Regions from separate parts of the Homo sapiens genome. Here regions 1, 3, 4, 5 and 6 are each linked to region 2. Evidence: chromatin contacts called from ENCODE Hi-C or POLR2A ChIA-PET data. All regions are on one chromosome and are shown on one strand. Each heading gives the region's core, a stretch centred on a gene start or an enhancer-like site at or near the end of the contact. The rest is flanking DNA. Distances are from core to core; before and after follow the strand shown.

Region 1 (2,885 bases), core at 93-2,592, 970 kb before region 2:
GTATTTTTAGCAGAGACGTTTCACCATGTTGGGCAGGATGGTCTCACCTCTTGATTTCGTGATCCGCTTGCCTCGGCCTCCCAAAGTGCTGGGATTACAAGCGTGAGCCACGGAGCCCGTCCAATTTTTAATTAACACTTTTTTAATACTTCTTTAATTATTGTTTAAACCAAGTTTTCCAGCCTCCTTCATTAGCCTGTTTGGTATTTGCATGCTTTGCTTGAATATTTTATCTCCAGCCCATTCCACACCGTTAGTCAACATTTTCATCTGACAGACGGAATCAAGGCCTAGGCCTCCCTTAAACAAAACATCCCTCCCAAAAGTACCACTTATAAAAATTGCTTGCCACAGACATTCTTGCTACAGACATTCTTTGCGGATCTTTGGCCAGTAACATGCATATACCCACACATAGTTTGCAAATAACAACTATTCAACGTGAAGTGCTACAAAAGTACGATGATAAAGTGCTCGCCGCTTGAAGAAAAGCACTAATAATTGTAACAAAGCCAAAACACACACACACACAACGAAAAAAAACGCACGGTAAGCCAAGAGCTCTTTAAAAATAAAAAATAATCATTCTCGGGAACAAATAAGGTAGGTACAAACTTGCCAGGTGACTCTGTTACGCTTAAAGGTTCTGGCTGTCAACAGTCCCCGGCGTGGTGGCGGCGGCACCCTCAGTCCCATCCGACTGAGGGCGTTGATGCGGGAGCCTCGGGGCTGCGGGACTGTTCGGGATAGGACGCGAGAGCACCTGGACAAAGGCCTGAGGCGGCTGTGCAGAACAGGGAGTGGCCCCGAGGCCCGGGTTTGTCTTCCCTTCCGGTCACCCCTCCCGGCCCAATGTCCCCAGGCCCCTGCTTACCCCGCTGGGCGCCGTATCCCTGCGCTCGGCGCCGCGCTCCGGAGCGAGTTGACAGCCGCGGCAGGCGAAGGCGCGGCAGAGAGGGGGGAGAAAGGTCTTCTTCCCCGCCCGCAAGACCACCATGGCCCCACGCCCCCTGGCTCCCGCGGCGCACGGCAGCATTGCGACGGCGCGAGGGGCCGCTTTACGGCAGGGTCGCGAAGCCCGAGGAAGCGCGGCGGCGCGGCCGACCGTGCGCTTTCCCAGCGGTGCGACGGGGTGAGGGGGCGGCGGGCGGCGCGGGCTGACCCGGGCGGCCGCTCCTTGGTCGCGGTCACTCCAGGCTGCCTCGCTGCGCCGCTGGCGGTGGGCGTGGCGCTGCCGGCGGCTAGGCGCGGACGCCGGAGGAGGTGTCCCCGGGTTTAGGGGTGTTCGGCCAGGGGCGGGGCTGCCGGGCCCGGGCGACTGCCGGAGCTGCGGAAGTCGTGGAAGCGTCGGCGACGCATCGCGCGATGGCGCGGGCGGGACAGGTGAGCGAAGCGCGGCTTGTAGCCTTTTCCCTCTCTCGGGGGGACGAGTGGGGCACCACCTCCGCGCGGGGCTCCCCGCTGGGCCACCCCTTCGCCAGCGCCCAGCCCCGTGCGGCCTGTCGGATCAGGCAGGGCAGAGTCGGTCTCGGCGCTGTCCCCGCCCCTGGGGTCGGAAGCGACCGGGGCTGGCCGGGCCTGGTCTCTGGTGTCTCCGGCCGGGCCTCGGTTCCCCTCCTCCCCCGGCTTCCCCCGGCCGGGCCGAGCTCCCCTCGCGCGCCCATTGTGAGGTCACGTCCTGCAGGCGCGCCCTGGCACCCGGGCCAAGACGCCCGGAGCGGCTGCTGCAGCCAGTAGCGGCCCCTTCACCGGCTGCCCCGCTCAGACCTAGTCGGGAGGGGTGCGAGGCATGCAGCTGGGGGCCCAGCTCCGGTGCCGCACCCCGTAAAGGGCTGATCTTCCACCTCGCCACCTCAGCCACGGGACGCCAAGACCGCATCCAATTCAGACTTCTTTTGGGTAAAGGGCCAAGAGGGAAGGGCGAGGCGGGGAGGAAGCAGCTCGGGCCGCCTTCCCTCCGTGGCCTCCAGGACATCCGCCGGGGATAGATTATGCGTTTCCATTGGTTACCCACCTTGAGCGAGCCGTTTGATAGAAACCAAGAGCTTGAAACGTGCATTAGGCCATTGTGGACTCCCAGTGGGAGGCGAGTGAATGAATTATTCATAGTTACCACGTTTTCGCGGGTTGTTTTTTTTTGAGAGAGTGGAGCATGTTGGGGGCTGAGGAGGTGTTGGGCCTCGAAAGCCCAAGGTGGTGCCCTTCAGCGCTGTCCCGGTCGCTCTTCTTTACCTGTGGGGTTTTAATCTCTTCAGGGAGACTTCTGTGAGGGAAGATGTGTGAGGAGCTAAAAGGGTGGGGAGGGGAAGTGCACAAAGGGATGGAGAGAAACGAAGAAGCGGGGACCTTGGGGATGTCTGAGAGCCACTGGTTTTTGTTCTGGTTCTTTCTTTTGCTTAGAGTTTCTGGAAACTAGGCATAGCTGTGTGGCGGGGCGGGGTACTGTTAGTGTTCGGAAGGTTACAAGAGCTACTGTTTCACCTTTCATAAAGGTGCCCTGCTGGTTCCAAATAGTTTGTGTCGCGTACGGTGACTCACACCTTAATCCCAGCACTTTGGGAGGCGGAGGCGGGCGGATCGTCTGAGACCAGCCTGGGCAATATAGTGAGACCTGTCTCTACTAAAAATAACATTAGCTGGGCGTAGTGGTGTACGACTGTAGACCCAGCTACTGGGGAGGCTGAGGTGGGATGACTGCTCAGAAGTATACCTTTTTAAAATGAGAATTTTAGAATGACTTAATATACCATTAGTGTTCTGCAGAAGCCTTGTGCTGTAGTAAGTTATCATTCTTGTCGTCTTTTAGTGCTTGTGAAACTGAACACAACAAAAGTATGGATATGGGAAACCAACATCCTTCTATTAGTAGGCTTCAGGAAATCCAA
Region 2 (2,911 bases), core at 1-2,500:
AGGCAGGCGCCCTCTGGAAAACACACTTCTTTTATTGACTGGTTTTGGGGGGTCGTTCTTCTACTCGCCTTCTGGATGGGAGGGCAGTCAGGAGCCAGCAAGAGCCCAGAGGCTGAGAGGAGGAGCAAAGGCGTGGGGAGCAGCCTTTGGGAAGGGTTCCGAGAAAGGGGTCTCTGGGGACCTCCTAAGTCCGGGGCGCTCGCAGGACACTAACTCTCCGGCACTGCCACCCTTACCCCTGGCCGAGGCGCAGCTCACCTGGACGCAGGGACCCCCAGCGCCCCCAGGCCAGGTGTGGCCACCTCCGACGCCACCCGCAGTCCTCGGAGGCGCAAGGGGGCAGCGGCGCCGGCCCTGCTGGGGGCGACCTGGCCTCCCCCGGGTGCAGAGGCACGTTTGCAGAACACTCGTGTGCGTGTGCGCCTCCTCGTCCTCGCCCTGCTGTTCTCCCCACGGACGGCAGGGCGAACGCACAAAAAGAAAGTTGTCGGCGGGCTCCCGCCCCCTCGGGCTCGCCGGGGACCCGGGGCTCCCGCTCATCCCCGCCGCCGGCCGGCCGGGGCCGCTACTCACCGGGGTCGAAGTCGGGCACCACCGCCTGGTACTGGGGTCCGACCCTCATGCCACCGCCACCTGCGGGGGAAGCAGAATACGGCGGTCAGCGCGGCGCGGGGCGCGGGGCCCGGGGCCGCGGGGGCGGCTGCCACCTACCGTGCTCCTCGTCGCTGGACGAGCCCGAGCTGCCTTCCTCCCAGGAGTTGCTGCTGCTGTTGCCATTGGGCGCCGCCGCCGCCAAACTTTTATTCTGGCCATTATTGGGGGCGGCGGCGGCTGAGGCGGCGGCGGCCGAGGCTGAGGAGGCGGCGGCGCCCGAGGCGGCAGTGGCGGCTGGCGAGGCGCAGGCGGCCGAGGCGGCGGCGGAGGCGGCGGCGGCGGAGGCGGAGGCGGCCGCGTTGTTCCTCCCTCTCCGCTTCCCTGAGACCTCGGGGCCCTTCTCCACCATGGCCGGCATCGGCGGGGGCCGGGGCCGTGCGAAAGTGGCGGGGACCCGCGGCTCCTGAGGAGGGGGCGCCGAGACGGGGGAGGGGGCGCGGGGCCGGCGCGGGGCCGGGCGGGCGCGGCGGGAGCCCACGGGCGCGAGTCCGAGTCGGGGGAGGCCCAAACGGGCAGAGCGCGGAGCCGCTTCAAGCCCCCAGCGACGAGCCGAGCGCAACTTTCGCTCTCATCGCCGCCCTCACTTCACTGGCACCAACTACTCCGGGAGCAGCGAGCGGAGAGGGGAGGAGGCAGGGGCGGGGCCTGCAGGGGCGCCGGGGGAGGGGGGCGCGCAGCCCAACTGACGCGAGATGGCTCCGCCCCCCCTCGCGCTCCCATTGGCTCTGGTGGGATTTGGACAGCCAGCGGCAGCGGGGTTGGCTCCGCGCGCCCGTCCGTCCGGGGCGGCGGGGCGGGGGAGCGGGGAGGGGCGGCTCCGGGCTTCCGTTGGCGAGGTTCGGTTGACGCGTATCGCCCGCCGTACGTGGTTTGAGGTTTGCCATCTCCCTACGCCCCATGATCCATCTCTCCAGGCAGCGGCGAGGAGTTCGCGGCCCTCCCCGCCCCCTACCCTTGGCCGCGGCCCCTGCCCTTGCTGCCCGCGCACGCCTCCCGCAGCCTCTGGCCCCCCATCTGAAGGACCCCGCTGAGAGTCCCGTCGACTTCTCAAAGTAAAATGTGTCTGGCGCTGGGAAGCCGCGGAGCGCCCGGCCGGGACTACTTTCCGCTGCGCGGAGGAGTACGGGCGCGCTAAGACTCCATACAAAGAGGAAACTAATTGGGGGAAACTCGCTGCGCCCCCGCCTTTCCCAGGGGACGCGGGGCTGGCGGGGGCGGGGGCCGCGGCGCGGGGGACGGGCTTCCCAGGCGGCCGCCTCCCCTGGCGCGAGCTGCGTGGGGACTCGGGTCTGCGGTGCTGCCCGCTAATTGGGTGGGGGAGGCCGGGGCCCCCGGGGTGGCTTGGGTGCGGGGTGCGCCGCGGCTTCAGAGGCCCAAGGGAGGGTCCCCGTGGGTCCCCGGGGCACAGAGTCCCGGCGTGGGGACGCCCAAGCCGCCTGGGTGGCCGCTGAAAGATGAATGAAGGGGCCCAGTCGTCCTGGGGCGGGGGTCCAGGAAGGGTAAAGAGGAAGAAGCTATTTTCATCCCAAGCTCTCGGCACGGGAGGAGGGTCAACTTCTTTCGGGGCGAGGGCAGCCACTTTTCCGGACCTGCCGCCCGCCCCGCCTCCCTACTCCCCCCGGCACCCCCACGAGGGAGAACACGGGGTGCGGGCGGGTGGGGTAGGCTGAGGCTAGCCTGAGAGCCGCTGCCTTGGAGAGGGACCACCGGGCAGCCGTACAGCTGTTAGGAGGCTGAGGAGTGTAACTGCCTTGGAGGTCCCGGTGCCCTACCCCCAGCCAACCCTGAAACTACGCGCCCTTCGTAATTAGACCAGTGGAGGTCTATACGGAAAATCTTTTTAAAGCAGGGAAGGCTATTTTTCTTTTAAGTTACTTCAAACCTGAGCTTAATTTGGGGACTAGCTCTGGATATAAATAGCTACAGGGAGAATTTGGGAGTTTTATGGTTTTAAAGCCTGAGTAAATAAGCAGGGTTTTGTCTTGAACATTTTCTGCAGCATGAACCATTATTAACTTTATTGAAGAGACCACGTTCACTTCTGCCTAAATGGCCTTTAAGAAACAGGGCTGGGAGCCCTCCTGGTATAGAAGCCCTTCCCCCACCAAGTTCAGGTGGGGGACTTAGACTTTTAGACTCTCCTCAAAAGTACGTCCCTCTCCTTGGAGTGCCCTGGATGCTGCAGGTGTGTGCCCCAATACACCCTGTCAGCTGGCCTGGGCAGGGTACAGAACCGGGGTGGCATTCCCGGGGCTGG
Region 3 (3,017 bases), core at 211-2,710, 640 kb after region 2:
TCCCTTCCACCCCAGGGCCCTTGCACACGATGAGCCCCTGGCCTGCAATGCCCTTCCTTCACTTCCTTCATCGTCACCTTCTCAGTAAAGCCCTCCCTGCCTCTTTTGTAAATTTCTTCCCATCCTCTATACCCTTCCCACCTCTCTCCCCATCTTTAGCTTTTCCCTGTATCACTTATTCAACACAGCATAGATTTTGTTGAAGGCAGGGGTTTCTGCCTTCTGTTTAATGCTAGCTGCCCAGTGCCTAGAAAAGTGCCTGGCATCCAGTAGGTGTTCAATAGATATTTATAGAGTTAAATGCACTAAACTTAGGAGGCGGAAGTTGTTTTTTTTGGAGGCCTTTGCCCATTTCACTCCCTCCTTCCCGTTCCACCTTCTAGGTTTCTCATTCCCTCTGCTTCTTCTCTTTTGCTGGCTCTGGCCTGCAGCCCTCTTGCCCCTGGTGTAAAGGGCTCAAAACGCCAGACAGCTCTGCCGCCATGGGGAGGAGACCCTGACTGAGAAGCCAGGGCCCCGGCCTCCAGGGTCACCAGTACCTTGGGCAGGCCGGGGTGTCGCTGGGGCTTGGGTGACTCCACCAGGCATGGAGGGGGTGGGTACTCCCAGCTGGCTCGCCAACCTTCGCTTCTTGCCTCGCAAAGGCAACCTGGCGGAGGGTCTGTGGGTCAAGCAGAGTCCAGCTCTAGTTTCTCCCCTTCCAGGCTGTGCGCCCTCAGCCAGGCCTCTCCTCGCCTACAGGGCTCGCGGACACTTCTGACCCTCACTGAGGTCGTAAAGATTACAAGTCAGTGGTCCACAACGACTGGCGTCGGGCCCGCCGCATACCCACTATGTACGACTGGCCGCTAAGTCAGCCGAGGCCCTGGGGCTCCGCTCCACAACCCAGCCCACGGTCAGCTTTCCTGGGCTGCTCCGTCCCGCGAGGCCATCGCCCCATTCATATTCGGCAGGGCATTTCCACGCGTCCCGTCTCAGGCAAGCCCCAGAGCACCCTTTTTCGGGCAACACTGTGCCCACTTCACTGGAGAGGGAACTGAGGTCCACGTCATTGGGAGAGGAACACGTGACATATTGAGCTCTTTCCTCAGCAAGTGACCTAACCCGCCTTGCCCTCGGCCGTGAGCAGAGGGCCAGACCGGAAGTCCGCTAGCTCTGCTGTTCCGAGGCCCGCCAGTCTCCAAACCCCGGTCTTAGATCGAGGTCTCTGGCCGTTTCCCTCCGCAGCAAAACCCTTGTTCCAGGACTACACCAGACGGGTCACACGACCTAGATCGGCACGGTCACATGTCCCGCAGTCCGGTCATGTGCACCCTCGGACCAATCCCAGCGGCCAGGAAGGAGAGGCATTGTGATTGGCCCATGCCCTTCAGGGGGCGGGACTCCTGCTGAGGAGGGCCTTCCCCGTTCTCACCTCTGCGTTCCGCGTGAATCTCGCTCACTCGCGAGATTGGGCGTCTGACAGGTGCCCTTAGGTCCCACAATGCACAGGCCGGAGGCGGGGCGGTCCTGCATTGACGCAACCTCGCGCGCCGCTTGCGTCACCTCTCGGTGCCGCCCTTGAGATTGGGGCATTTCTCGCTGAGATCCTGCACTCGGCTCCAGGTATCCTGGAGGAAAGAACGAACTTCTCCTGGGCCCAGAAGTTTAGGTCCGCTGTCGTCCCCCGCCTGCCTCTAAGGCCCTCTCCTCGCGACAGCCTCTGAAACCATCGGCTCCTTCCTCATTTCTGTCACGGCCTGGCTTGCATTCCAAGCCAGGCACTCATTTCATGTTTATTGTTCCAGCTGGACTAGGGGTACTTAAACCGTGGTCCATGGCTGGGCTTCCGGGGCCGTGACCCCCTTAAATTATATGCAGTATGTAGCTTGTTGTGGGTGGCTTCTGTCACACTTAAATGCTGGGTGCCATCACAGGACTGGCAGGGCCCTACTGTGGTCGTCAGTGCGCTCTTTGTCAGCACAGAGCCTGACGCAAATGTCCAAAGGTGCTAATTAGACAGAGGCAAATATCCCAACTGTTGCCCTCTGCACACACCTCGGTCTACTCTTTTAAGACTACTTGCTGTTACCTGCACACACCTTTATTTATTTATTTATTTATTTATTTAATTTTTGAGACAGGGTCTCGCTCTGTCGCCCAGGCTGGAGTGCAGTGGCGCGATCTCGGCTCACGGGCTCAAGCGACCCTCCTGCCTCAGCCTCCCGAACAGCTGGGACTACAGGCCTGCGTCACCACGCCCGGCTAGTGGTTTTTTTCTTTTTTTTTTTTTCTTGAGACGGAGTCTTGCTCTGTCGCCCAGGCTGGAGTGCAGTGGCGCCATCTCGGCTTACTGCAACCTCCGCCTCCCAGGTTCAAGCGATTTTCCTGCCTCAGCCTCCCGAGTAGCTGGGATTATAGGCGCTCGCCACCACACCCGGCTAATTTTTGTATTTTTAGTAGAAACGGGGTTTCACCATGTTGGCCAGGCTGGTCTCGAACTCCTGACTGCCTCGGCCTCCTAAAAGTGCTGGGATTACAGGCGCGAGCCACTGCGCCCGGCCTAGTTTTTGTATTTTTTGTAGAGACGGGGTTTCGCCATGTTGCCCAGGGTGGTCTTGAATTCCTGAGCTCAAGTGATCCTCCCGCCTAGGCCTTCCAAAGTGCTGGGAGTACGTGAGCCACCGCTCCTGGCCCTGCACACAGCTTTTGATTGTACGCCTTCCTTCTGTCATCATGCTGTTCTCTCTGACCGAACAAATCTCTCTTCATCTTTCTATCAAACATCGATTGAGTTTGAGCGAGGGCGTGGAGGGGTTGAGCACAGTGCCAGGCACTGGAAGCACGTTGGTGAACAAGACAAGCCTGGGCAATGTTCCCACAGAGCTCACGATCTAGCGGGGGAGACAGGTTGGAGATAGGGGAGAGGCTGCGGGCGTCTCAGATCTGGCACCAGAGAGATCCTAGACTCCAGGATAAGCAGTCAATAGCTAGGTCAGGGCTGGGCGCGGTGGCTCACGCCTGTAATCCCAGCACTT
Region 4 (2,874 bases), core at 51-2,550, 750 kb after region 2:
TGGTTGAAAGAGGCTGAATGAACCCCAAATCCAATTACTACAGATGTACCCACTAGGTCATGGGGGGGCCAATCTGTTTGGTGAGTTCACAAACATCTTAGTATTATCAATCTGTGGCATAACTAGATTTGAATGGAAAAATATCCTTAAAGTTTGATAGGTTATAAAAGACCGGTGGAGTGGAGCTTTTTTTTTTTTTTTTTTTTTTTTTTTGGTGGTGGGGGGAGCAGGTGGTGCTGGAAGCTCACATGGGTAAGAAGATAAAAACCAGAAAGCAGCAAGCGGACGAAAAAGGCAAGAGACGCTGGCTGCTATTAACTAGCCGTGACCAGCTGCTTGACCTTTTTGGGCCTCAGTTTCTACACCTGAAAAATGAGGTTCTTTCTGACTCTTTTGAGACTATGAGAGAATGCTTCTTTCAGGAACTTGAGTGCCAGCAGCAAATCCCAGAGAGGGGGAAAAAATGAAAATACAACAGGGTCTCTAAACAGGAACAGAGAAAAGAATAATGTGATATGTATGTTTTTTAATCCAGGAAAATAAGGTACAAGGTGGGCACTACAAGAAGGACCATATAAAAACCTATAAATGAAATCTTTCGCTCTGTGTATAGTGACCACTGGTCTTTACATGAAACAACTTAGTATTCAATGGCTAATGTGATATGTAAACATGTATAACTTATTTTTGAAGAATTTTCTTTTCAGAAAAATAATACATGCTCACTGTAAAATAGAAAAAAAAAAATCCAAACAACACAGGAAAGGCCAACCCAGAGAGAACACTGCTGGCATCTCCGAGTGTGTGCGGACGAGCGCACCACTGAGAGCCAGGCTTCATGGGCTCCTCTGTTCTCTACCCACACCCCCGTGTCCAGCATGTCTCACATGCCAACAAATAGGTAATGCCATTGTCAACTGTTTGAAATTTCACTGGACATGTGTGCTACGATTCAATAAATCAAGTCAGGGTTCTCATGGTGTTCTTTAAAAGCATTACATCACAAATAATGTTTTACTTTATGATTACAGATGGAGGATGGAATACATTTATCTGAGTCTACTCTCTTCTGAAACCTCACTAAAACGACAGGGAATTTTGTAAAGAGTTTACACTTTCCAGGACATGGGATCACAGGGCCGGAGGGCAGGCAGGGAAGCAGCCAGGCGTGCACTGGTGAAGCCTCACCAGCTCAGGTCAGGGTGTCCACAGGTGCCTGTGGAGTAGGGGCACAGATGGGGAAGAAGAGGACTGGCAGGAAGTCGTCGCAGGCTGTTCTCACAGGCCCTGTGCCACCTGTGGTCACGTAACTTGACTCTGGAAATGAGTGTTCTTTTTTTTTTTTGGAGACAGAGTCTTGCTCCGTTGCCTAGGTTGGAGTGCAGTGGTGCGATCTTGGCTTACTGCAACGTCCGCCTCCCGGGTTCAAGTGATTCTCCTGCCTCAGCCTCCTGAGCAGCTGGGATTACAGGCATGTGCCACCACTCCCGGCTAATTTTGTATTTTTAGCAGAAATGGGATTTCACCATGTTGGCTAGGCTGGTCTCGAACTTCTGACCTCAGATGATCCACCTGCCTCAGCCTCCCAAGTGCTGGGATTACAGGCATGAGCCACCGCACCCGGCTTTTTTTTTTTTTTTCTTTTCTAATTTGAGACAGAGTCTTGCTCTGTCGCCCAGGCTGGAGTTCAGTGGTGCAATCTCGGCTCACTGCAACCTCTGCCTCCCAGGTTCAAGTGATTCTCCTGCCTCAGCCTCCTGAGTAGCTGGGATAACAGGCGCCCACCACCACACCCAGCTAATTTTTGTATTTTTAGTAGAGACGGGGTTTCACCATGTTGGCCAGGCTGGTCTCAAACTCCTGACATCAAGCAATCCGCCTGCCTTGGCCTCCCAGAGTGCTGGGATTACAGGCATGAGCCACCATGCCCAGCCAAAATAGTGAAGATTTATACAACCAAGAAGAAAGGACAACACAACCCTCAAAGGATAGGCTGTGTGCCAGGGGCTGCCTCCTCCTTCCCTGGGGCTCCTCCTTTCTGAGAAGATCATGTGCCTGGGAGGCACAGTGCTTTGCTTTTCACAGCCTCCTGGGGCGAGGGGGACAAGAAGTGAGGCCAGGGCCCTGAAGGTAAAGGAGGGGCTGGGAAGACCGCCTGCTCGTTACAACATATAGAGCATATGAGAGAAATGTGCAGCAAATGTGGCAAAATATTGACAAATGGGTGAAATTTTGATTAAATTCTTTATATCATTCTTGCAACTTTTCCATGCTTTTGAAATTATTTAAGAAAGTTAACAAATAAGCAAACAAACTACAAATCAGGAATGGAAAGTGAATTTTACAAAATGCCATTTTCAGATTCACAAGACGCTTGCATTCACCTTCCTTCGACGATTACTACTTCTTACACGCTATGATTTCTCTCCTTTTTCCACCACACCGGCTCCAGGTCTACTTGTCTTTACTCTCCCCGCTTCATCGCTGTCTGCCCCCTTCCAAAACCTGTTCTTTGGTTTCATTCTCTCTTTTTCTTAGTTGATTCATTTCTGCTTTTGTCTTTAAAGAACACAGTAATTCTTCAACTTACTTTGGTTCTTTGCTACCTCTTTAGTGTTTAAATCACTTCTTTTGATTCTTATTTAATAACAATCTTTACACATTAACTCTAAGCCATTACCTTATCTCATTTTTTCATTAATTTGGAGGCAATGGTGGTTCTGCACATGAGAACACGGCCAAGTCCGACAGCCCAGCCTGAATCTCAGTCTCCCACTTGCCAGCTGTCAATTCTGGGGCAAGTGACTGAGCCTACCCTTCCCATTCCCCCATCTGTGAAATGCGGATGAGGACAGCACCTCCTTCGAACAGGGA
Region 5 (2,828 bases), core at 255-2,754, 830 kb after region 2:
CCAAAAGACCCACAAACAAACCCCATAGGCAAGCACAATTTTCATAAAATCATTAATAGTTTTCCAAAGCAAAACAGTAAATACCTAAACAACTAAAATTGAGGGTTATAAAAGACACCACAAAAAAAAAACCTCACATAGGGAAACATTTTAGAAGATTCTAGGCTTTATCACTCTCGGTTTTTCTACCTGAAGTTAAAAGCTGTGTATAAAATACAAAGTCAATATTTGATGACAGTTACCTCTGATTCTACTGTGTCTTGTCCTTCTTTTGAACTTTTTCCACTCTTCCCTGCTTTTGGTGATTCCTGGTAAACATCAAGCAAAGTCAATTAGTCTTCTCACTTTTTAGACAGGTAAACATCAGATAAGCCAAATGCAGTTTTAAAAGTGATTTATACAACTACAGCTTCTGATATTTTTAATTCATACCATTAGGAAATTCTATATCATACCGTTTAGGATTCCAACAGTGCAATGCCCCCCAACCCCCATTCAGATTCTTTTCGTTTTATCTGCATTTGAGGTTGAAAACTTCAAGCAGAAAACAGATAAATCCAATTTTATACAGTGCTTCTGGCATTTTGAGATCCACATCACATCCCTTTCTACCCTCCCACCCTAAACCCTATGAGTGAGGATTTCTGGGGTGATAATGAAACGCTACAGAGCTCCACCTGAAGCAGAAACATACCCGCCCCCCCGAATGCAAACGCAGCACCCTTGCTCGCAGCCCTCACCGCCGCCGCCACCCAGGATAATAATAGTGTTCGAGAGCCCCAGAGCGTCCCTCCGGGGCGGCAGAGAATTCCTTACCAGCTCTCAGCGGGGTCCCTTCTCGCTCCCTTTCCCCCGTACAGGGGTCCCTCCCCAGGCGTCTACAGCCCCCATCCCTGAAGCTCCTTTCCGGGAGCCTGCGAGGCTGCGAACCCCCTCGGCGGCCGCACCTGCCCGCCCAAGCCCACGGCGCGCTGTCGGAAACGGGCGCCCCTCCGACCCCCTCCCCGGGCCGCGCCCTCCCTCCACGCCCAGCCCCGGCCCATCACGAAGGTCCCAGCGGCCCGGGCCTGCGCCCCGCGGCTCCGGCGCGATCCCCGGGCTCCCCGCCCCCACCGGGCATGAGGCCGAGAGAAGCCCGGGGATGCCTGGCTCGGCCGCCCTCGGGGACGCGAAGCCCGCGGCGTCAGGCGGGGAACTGAGCCGGGGCCCGGGCGCAGGACCCCGGTGCCGTCGCGCCCTCCCCCGGCAGTCCCTCCCTGCTCCCTCCGTCCCGCGGCCGGGCCCGGACTCACTTTCTCCTTCTTGTTTTTATTCGGCATGGCTGGAGCGGGCCGCCGCCGCCGCCGCCGCCCCTGCCGCCGCCTGCCCCCGCAGCAGCAGCGCCCCCGCCCCGGCCGTCGCGCCCCCGCGGCCGCCGCCGCCGCCGCCGCCCGGGGACTGAGTCTTTCGCTTGCTCTCGCTTCCCCTTTTCCAGACTCCCAGAGGCTGCGGCAGCCACGGCGGCGGCGGCGGCGGCGGCGGCGGCAGCGGCGGCGTCTCTCCGCCCCTCCCCCGGCCGGCCCGCCCCGCCCCTCTCCTCCCACCCCCCGGCCGGCCGCCCCGCCCCGCCCGCCGCTCGCCCCACCCCCGCGCCCGGCCCCGCCCCGCTGCACTCAACAGCGCCCTGCCATTGGTCGACGCGCCCCCACGTACCCTAACGCTCCCCGCTCCCCCCACCCTCTCCGCGCGACCCGTTCACGCCCCCGCCCTCCGTCCCGAGTCGCTGCGAGCCGGCCTCAGGCAGGCCGCGGCCTCCTGGCGCGGGGCTGACCGCTGAGCAGAGCTGAGCCGACTCAGGGGAGGGAGCATGTGGCTGCGACTGCGGTGACAGGGCCGTGGCCCGCTGTGGAGGCGCAAGACAGAGCGTGAGACGTAGGAAATGCACATTTGAAATGTATGGCAACAACTTCTGCAGCCGGCGAAACGCGAACCGTGGCCTCTTGGCCTTGCCCCCTCACCGCCGCGGCTCTCGTTGCAGTCAAGAGTGCCTGGCACGCTTTGCACTGAGGCGCACGGGGAGGCCCGGGAACCGAGCGAGCGGCAGTTTCGCGGGACACCGCTGGGCCCCGCCTCCCCTCCCTTCCCTCCCCTCCCCTTCCCTCCTCTCCCTCCACTCCCCTCCCCTCCGTCCCCTCCCCTCGACCACCCCGTCCCCTGCCCTCCCCTTCTCTCGACCAGCCCGTCCCCTGCCCTCCCCTCCCCTCCCCTCGACCAGCCCGTCCCCTCCCCTCCTCTTCCCTCGGCCAGCCCCTCCCCTCGGCCAGCCCTTCCCCTCGACCAACCCCTCTCCTCGACCGGCCCCTCCCCTCGACCGGCCCCTCCCCTTGGCCGGGCCCTCCCCTTGACCGGCCCCTCCCCTCGACCGGCCCCTCCCCTCGGCCGGCCCCTTCCCTCGGCCAGCCCCTCCCCTCGACCAGCCCCTCCCCTCGACCAGCCCCTCCCCTCACCAGCTCAGCTTTCCGCAGCTCCTCCCGCGAGGTCCCGCCCATCCGACAGCCCGCCCCTCCCTGGTTGGTCCCGCCCTCCGCAGTTTCTCCCGCAAGGTCCCGCCTACCCGACAGTCCCGTCCTTTCCTGGTTGGTCCCGCCCTCCGCAGCTTTTGCCGCGAGGTCCCACCCACCCGACAGCCCCGCCCCTCTCCAGTCGGCCCCGCCCTCCGCAGCTCCTTCCGCGAGGTCACGCCCACATGCGCAGCCCCTCTCCTCCGGCGTCGGCCCCGCCCACCGAGGCGAGGCCTCAAAGACTTGGTGGCCGCTGCGCCAATAGGATTTTATTTTTATTCTTTAATT
Region 6 (3,124 bases), core at 365-2,864, 720 kb after region 2:
ATGGCTTGCTCTGAACACAATGTCCTCTTTTCAGTGTCTGTCATGGACTCAATGCTTGTGGCCTCCCTTCCTCACATTCATGTTAAAGACCTAAACCCTGGTGTGGCTGGATTTGGAGATGGGTCCTCAGAGAAAATAATGAAGGGTGAATGAAGTCATAAGTGGGGCCTTGGCCCTCCAGGATTAGTGTCTTTGTAAGGAGGGATGGTAGAAGGCTCACACTCGCCTTCTCTGCACTTGCTCGGAGCAAAGGCCATGGGAGGGCACAGTGGCCGTCTGCAAGCCAGAAAAGGCCCTCAGCAGGGAACAAACCCTGCTACACCCTTGAGTTTAGACTTTCCAGCCTCTAGAATGGAGAGAAGACACATTTCTGTGGTTTAAGCCACCAGCCTGTGGTATTTTCTTACGGCAGCCTGAGCAGACTGATACAGCGTCCTTGACTGATGACCGACCTAGGTCCGGGAAGGTTCATTCCAGGCCAATTCTGATTGATTGAAAGTCATTTCTCATGTGTAAGGAAAAAAACTTGCACTCCTAACTTCTACACACCTTTCTTACCACATTACATTGCATTAATTTAGTGCATATCTCTAGAAAAGGTTAAGTAAAAAGTAATACTGGGGCGGGGGGAAGGAACAGAGGGCCAACGGTCTATCACCTCAAATTCTTCTTGGGTTTCTGACCTAGCAACATTTCTTAACACAAAAGCTGCAGGGGCGAATCAGGGGCAGGAGCCCCAGGTACAGAAACCTGGGGTGCTGATGTCTGTGTGCAAATGTCACTGCCATGCTACCTGGATGCATGGATCCGGTCTGAGGAAACAGAGAAGACATCAACGTTATGCAGTGAACACCAAAGAAGCTCTGAGGTCTAAGGAGTCCCGGGTCTTCTGGGCAGCACACAGGGTCACTGTGATCTCTCAAATGAGACCTACGGATCCAGCGCACACCCAGAGGCACAGACGCAGAATCACGCTGCCCAACAAAGGCAGCACAGCCTCATGGAAACAGTCTCTCTACACCCTCTTCCCACCTAGAAGAAGGACCTCAGACCAAACAGCCTGCCTGAGCCTCAATTTTCTCCTCCATTGGAAAGGGTAAAGGCCAGGCGCGGTGACTCATGCCTGTAATCCCAGCACTTTGGGAGGCCGAGGCGGGTGGATCACTTGAGGTCAAGAGTTCAAGAGCAGCCTAGCCAACATGGTGAAACCCCATCTCCACTAAAAATACAAAACTTAGCTGGGTGTGGTGGTGGGTGCCTGTAATCCCAGCTACTCGGGAGGCTGAGGCAGGAGAATCACTTGAATCTGGGAGGTGGAAGTTGCAGTGAACCGAGATTGCACCACTGCACTCCAGCCTGGGCAATAGAGTGAGACTCCATCTCAAAAAAAAAAAAAAAAAAAAAAAAAAGCGTAAATCCTTTTTTTATTTTTTGCATTGGGCTGTGGTGAGAATCACAGAAAACACATGCAACAGCACTTACTAAATGGGAAAACATTATGCACGAACAGTTAGCATTACACAGCACTTCCCAAACGTTTCTGACTGTTTGACCTCCACATGAAAATAATGGCACGCACGTGAGTGCATACGTATGTCTGCATGTGATTCACACGGCCCCATCTGTGCCAGGACCGTCTCTGGTTAATATCAGGAAGCACCTGCTTCTGCTGCCTCCCTGACACTTCCACTTTCAGTACTTACATCAGTCCTGCAGATGTTCTCCAAATTGCTAAATTTATTAAATTAGATGTAAACTAGAATGGCCCAAGAAGCAACTTTACGGAAAATTCTTACAATTCAGCAATATCATGCAGCCTTTCTGTATGTGTTATCATTCATTACCAATGAGTGAATATTTATGCCGTAACATAACTGCAGCAGTGTAACATATAAAAATTTTAAGACATGAAGGGATACATTAAAAAAAAAAACCGCTGACAGTCTAACTTTAGAGGCAACAGGAAAGAAAGGTTTGATTATTTACAGTTCTCTGTTCAAAACCACAAGGGTTATTCTGTTATTTATTCTCTGTTTTATTCATGTCAACAGGATTTATAACAGATGAATCCATCAAAGGCCAAATTACAGTTACTGCAGAACACTTCCTCCTGTGATGGAACTGTTAGGTTCTACGAGTCATATTGCTAAGAGATACATTTCTGGGAAGGGCAGAAAGTGTTAAGCCCCTTCGCAATATATATATATTTAAGTACAAAATTGTCATTTGTTTGCAAATGATATAGCTGGAAAACAGAAGCAACAGACAGACCATCACAACTAGACTACCACATGCAAATATCAAAAATATGAAACCAACAGCAACCACCTTTCCACTAACAATTAAGCAAATACAAAAAAGAAACAGAGACGAAGACTCCAGCTACCCAGACACAAAAACTACAAAGTGCCTGGGAATTACTGACCTAGTTACAAGGCCTTGATGGAGAAAGCAGAAAACTCTAATAAAAGGCACTGAAGAATGCCCGAAAAAACGGAGGAACCTTTGATGTGGAATGAGATCATATTACAAAGATGGAACTTCGCAGAGCAATGTATAAAGCAGACACAATCTTAAACTGAATTTTTGATGAACTCAATGAACTTAACCTAAAATTTAGGTAGAATAGTAAAAATCGTAGTAGCAGTCTTAAAGGGAGATACTACCCCTTTCCCCATTTGTAAAGTGAGTTTGAATCTGCTTTCATGGCACCAGAACTCAGCTATCATCTAGAGAACATAAATGCACAGCAATCCCAGCACCTACCACTGTGCCTGGCACCTAGGAGGTCCTCAAACACTTGCTGAGAGTAAATGGATCCTGGGAAAAGCACGCATCAGTCACCTTATTAACTGCAACACCAATTAATTACCTGGAAACTGTGAAAAATGTCTCATTAAACCTTTACGTCTCAGCTGCAAAATAATTACAGTCCTAATTGGGCCCCTAATTTTAAGCTCTTCTATGATGCTGTACATTTTCTTTGGAATATTTATCTCAAGTATGACTGGGTGGCCGGGAAGTCCTTGGTTTAATATCTTCCTGCTGGCCCTGGCACACAATGAGTGCTCGGCAGTGAAGAGAGGTAAGGGAGAGCAGAGCCTTCTTCCCACAAATCTACCTC

What was found. Hi-C counts contacts between places; a loop is a spot of excess contacts on that map. ChIA-PET counts read pairs that join two places held with the same protein, here RNA polymerase II (POLR2A). Pooled maps may share reads with other maps.
Region 1: a loop to region 2 is called in a map of CD8-positive, alpha-beta T cell, with 11 times the contacts of the local background. The contact joins the promoter of BAG5 here to the promoter of RCOR1 in region 2. A Hi-C loop is called at or near these places in 2 of 168 maps with a recorded cell type or tissue (CD8-positive, alpha-beta T cell and sciatic nerve) and 8 of 50 pooled maps.
Region 3: a loop to region 2 is called in a map of CD4-positive, alpha-beta memory T cell, with 31 times the contacts of the local background. The contact joins the enhancer-like site here to the promoter of RCOR1 in region 2. A Hi-C loop is called at or near these places in 1 of 168 maps with a recorded cell type or tissue (CD4-positive, alpha-beta memory T cell), 1 of 37 single-sample maps with no recorded cell type and 13 of 50 pooled maps. POLR2A ChIA-PET finds 5 or more read pairs at or near these places in 2 of 52 experiments (CD4-positive, alpha-beta T cell and activated CD8-positive, alpha-beta memory T cell).
Region 4: a pooled map shows a loop between it and region 2 (4-fold over the local background). The contact joins the enhancer-like site here to the promoter of RCOR1 in region 2. A Hi-C loop is called at or near these places in 2 of 37 single-sample maps with no recorded cell type and 7 of 50 pooled maps.
Region 5: a map of ascending aorta shows a loop between it and region 2 (7-fold over the local background). The contact joins the promoter of PPP2R5C here to the promoter of RCOR1 in region 2. A Hi-C loop is called at or near these places in 4 of 168 maps with a recorded cell type or tissue (CD8-positive, alpha-beta T cell, ascending aorta, dorsolateral prefrontal cortex and 1 more) and 18 of 50 pooled maps.
Region 6: a pooled map shows a loop between it and region 2 (7-fold over the local background). The contact joins the enhancer-like site here to the promoter of RCOR1 in region 2. A Hi-C loop is called at or near these places in 3 of 37 single-sample maps with no recorded cell type and 3 of 50 pooled maps. POLR2A ChIA-PET finds 5 or more read pairs at or near these places in 1 of 52 experiments (Caco-2).

What each region holds. Positions count from the first base shown.
Region 1 is chr14:103,561,114-103,563,998 of GRCh38, reverse strand. BAG5 (BAG cochaperone 5) reads left to right here and starts at 1,342. Exons shown (of 2, transcript NM_001015048.3): 1 at 1,342-1,383; 2 at 2,807-2,885. The coding sequence starts at 2,835. COA8 (cytochrome c oxidase assembly factor 8) reads right to left here and starts at 1,039. Exons shown (of 5, transcript NM_001370595.2): 1 at 875-1,039. The coding sequence starts at 997. RefSeq lists a silencer at 1,085-1,734 and enhancers at 2,075-2,124, 2,224-2,737.
Region 2 is chr14:102,590,988-102,593,898 of GRCh38, reverse strand. RCOR1 (REST corepressor 1) reads right to left here and starts at 1,250. Exons shown (of 12, transcript NM_015156.4): 1 at 712-1,250; 2 at 574-633. The coding sequence starts at 1,012. RefSeq lists silencers at 274-883, 944-2,253 and an enhancer at 1,832-2,647.
Region 3 is chr14:101,946,599-101,949,615 of GRCh38, reverse strand. No RefSeq gene overlaps it. Among named protein-coding and RNA genes, the nearest start is that of DYNC1H1, 16 kb to the left of the region's middle. RefSeq lists enhancers at 1,041-1,230, 1,531-1,650, 1,355-2,016. Within about 2 kb of position 1,460, at least 33 of the 41 ENCODE cell types and tissues checked have a DNase peak (open chromatin) inside an H3K27ac peak, as active enhancers do; they include CD4-positive, alpha-beta T cell, where a contact is called at or near this core.
Region 4 is chr14:101,837,822-101,840,695 of GRCh38, reverse strand. The region is part of intron 3 of PPP2R5C (protein phosphatase 2 regulatory subunit B'gamma); the gene reads right to left. Among named protein-coding and RNA genes, the nearest start is that of PPP2R5C, 78 kb to the right of the region's middle. RefSeq lists enhancers at 1,144-1,343, 1,594-1,643. Within about 2 kb of position 1,300, at least 7 of the 41 ENCODE cell types and tissues checked have a DNase peak (open chromatin) inside an H3K27ac peak, as active enhancers do.
Region 5 is chr14:101,760,385-101,763,212 of GRCh38, reverse strand. It overlaps PPP2R5C (protein phosphatase 2 regulatory subunit B'gamma), which reads right to left and starts at 1,504. Exons shown (of 16, transcript NM_001352913.2): 1 at 1,293-1,504; 2 at 243-308. The coding sequence starts at 1,319. RefSeq lists silencers at 869-938, 989-1,208, 1,349-1,588, 1,599-1,758, 2,219-2,268 and 2 more.
Region 6 is chr14:101,875,226-101,878,349 of GRCh38, reverse strand. The region is part of intron 4 of PPP2R5C (protein phosphatase 2 regulatory subunit B'gamma); the gene reads right to left. Among named protein-coding and RNA genes, the nearest start is that of DYNC1H1, 88 kb to the left of the region's middle. RefSeq lists an enhancer at 1,860-1,929 and a silencer at 2,250-2,319. Within about 2 kb of position 1,614, at least 18 of the 41 ENCODE cell types and tissues checked have a DNase peak (open chromatin) inside an H3K27ac peak, as active enhancers do.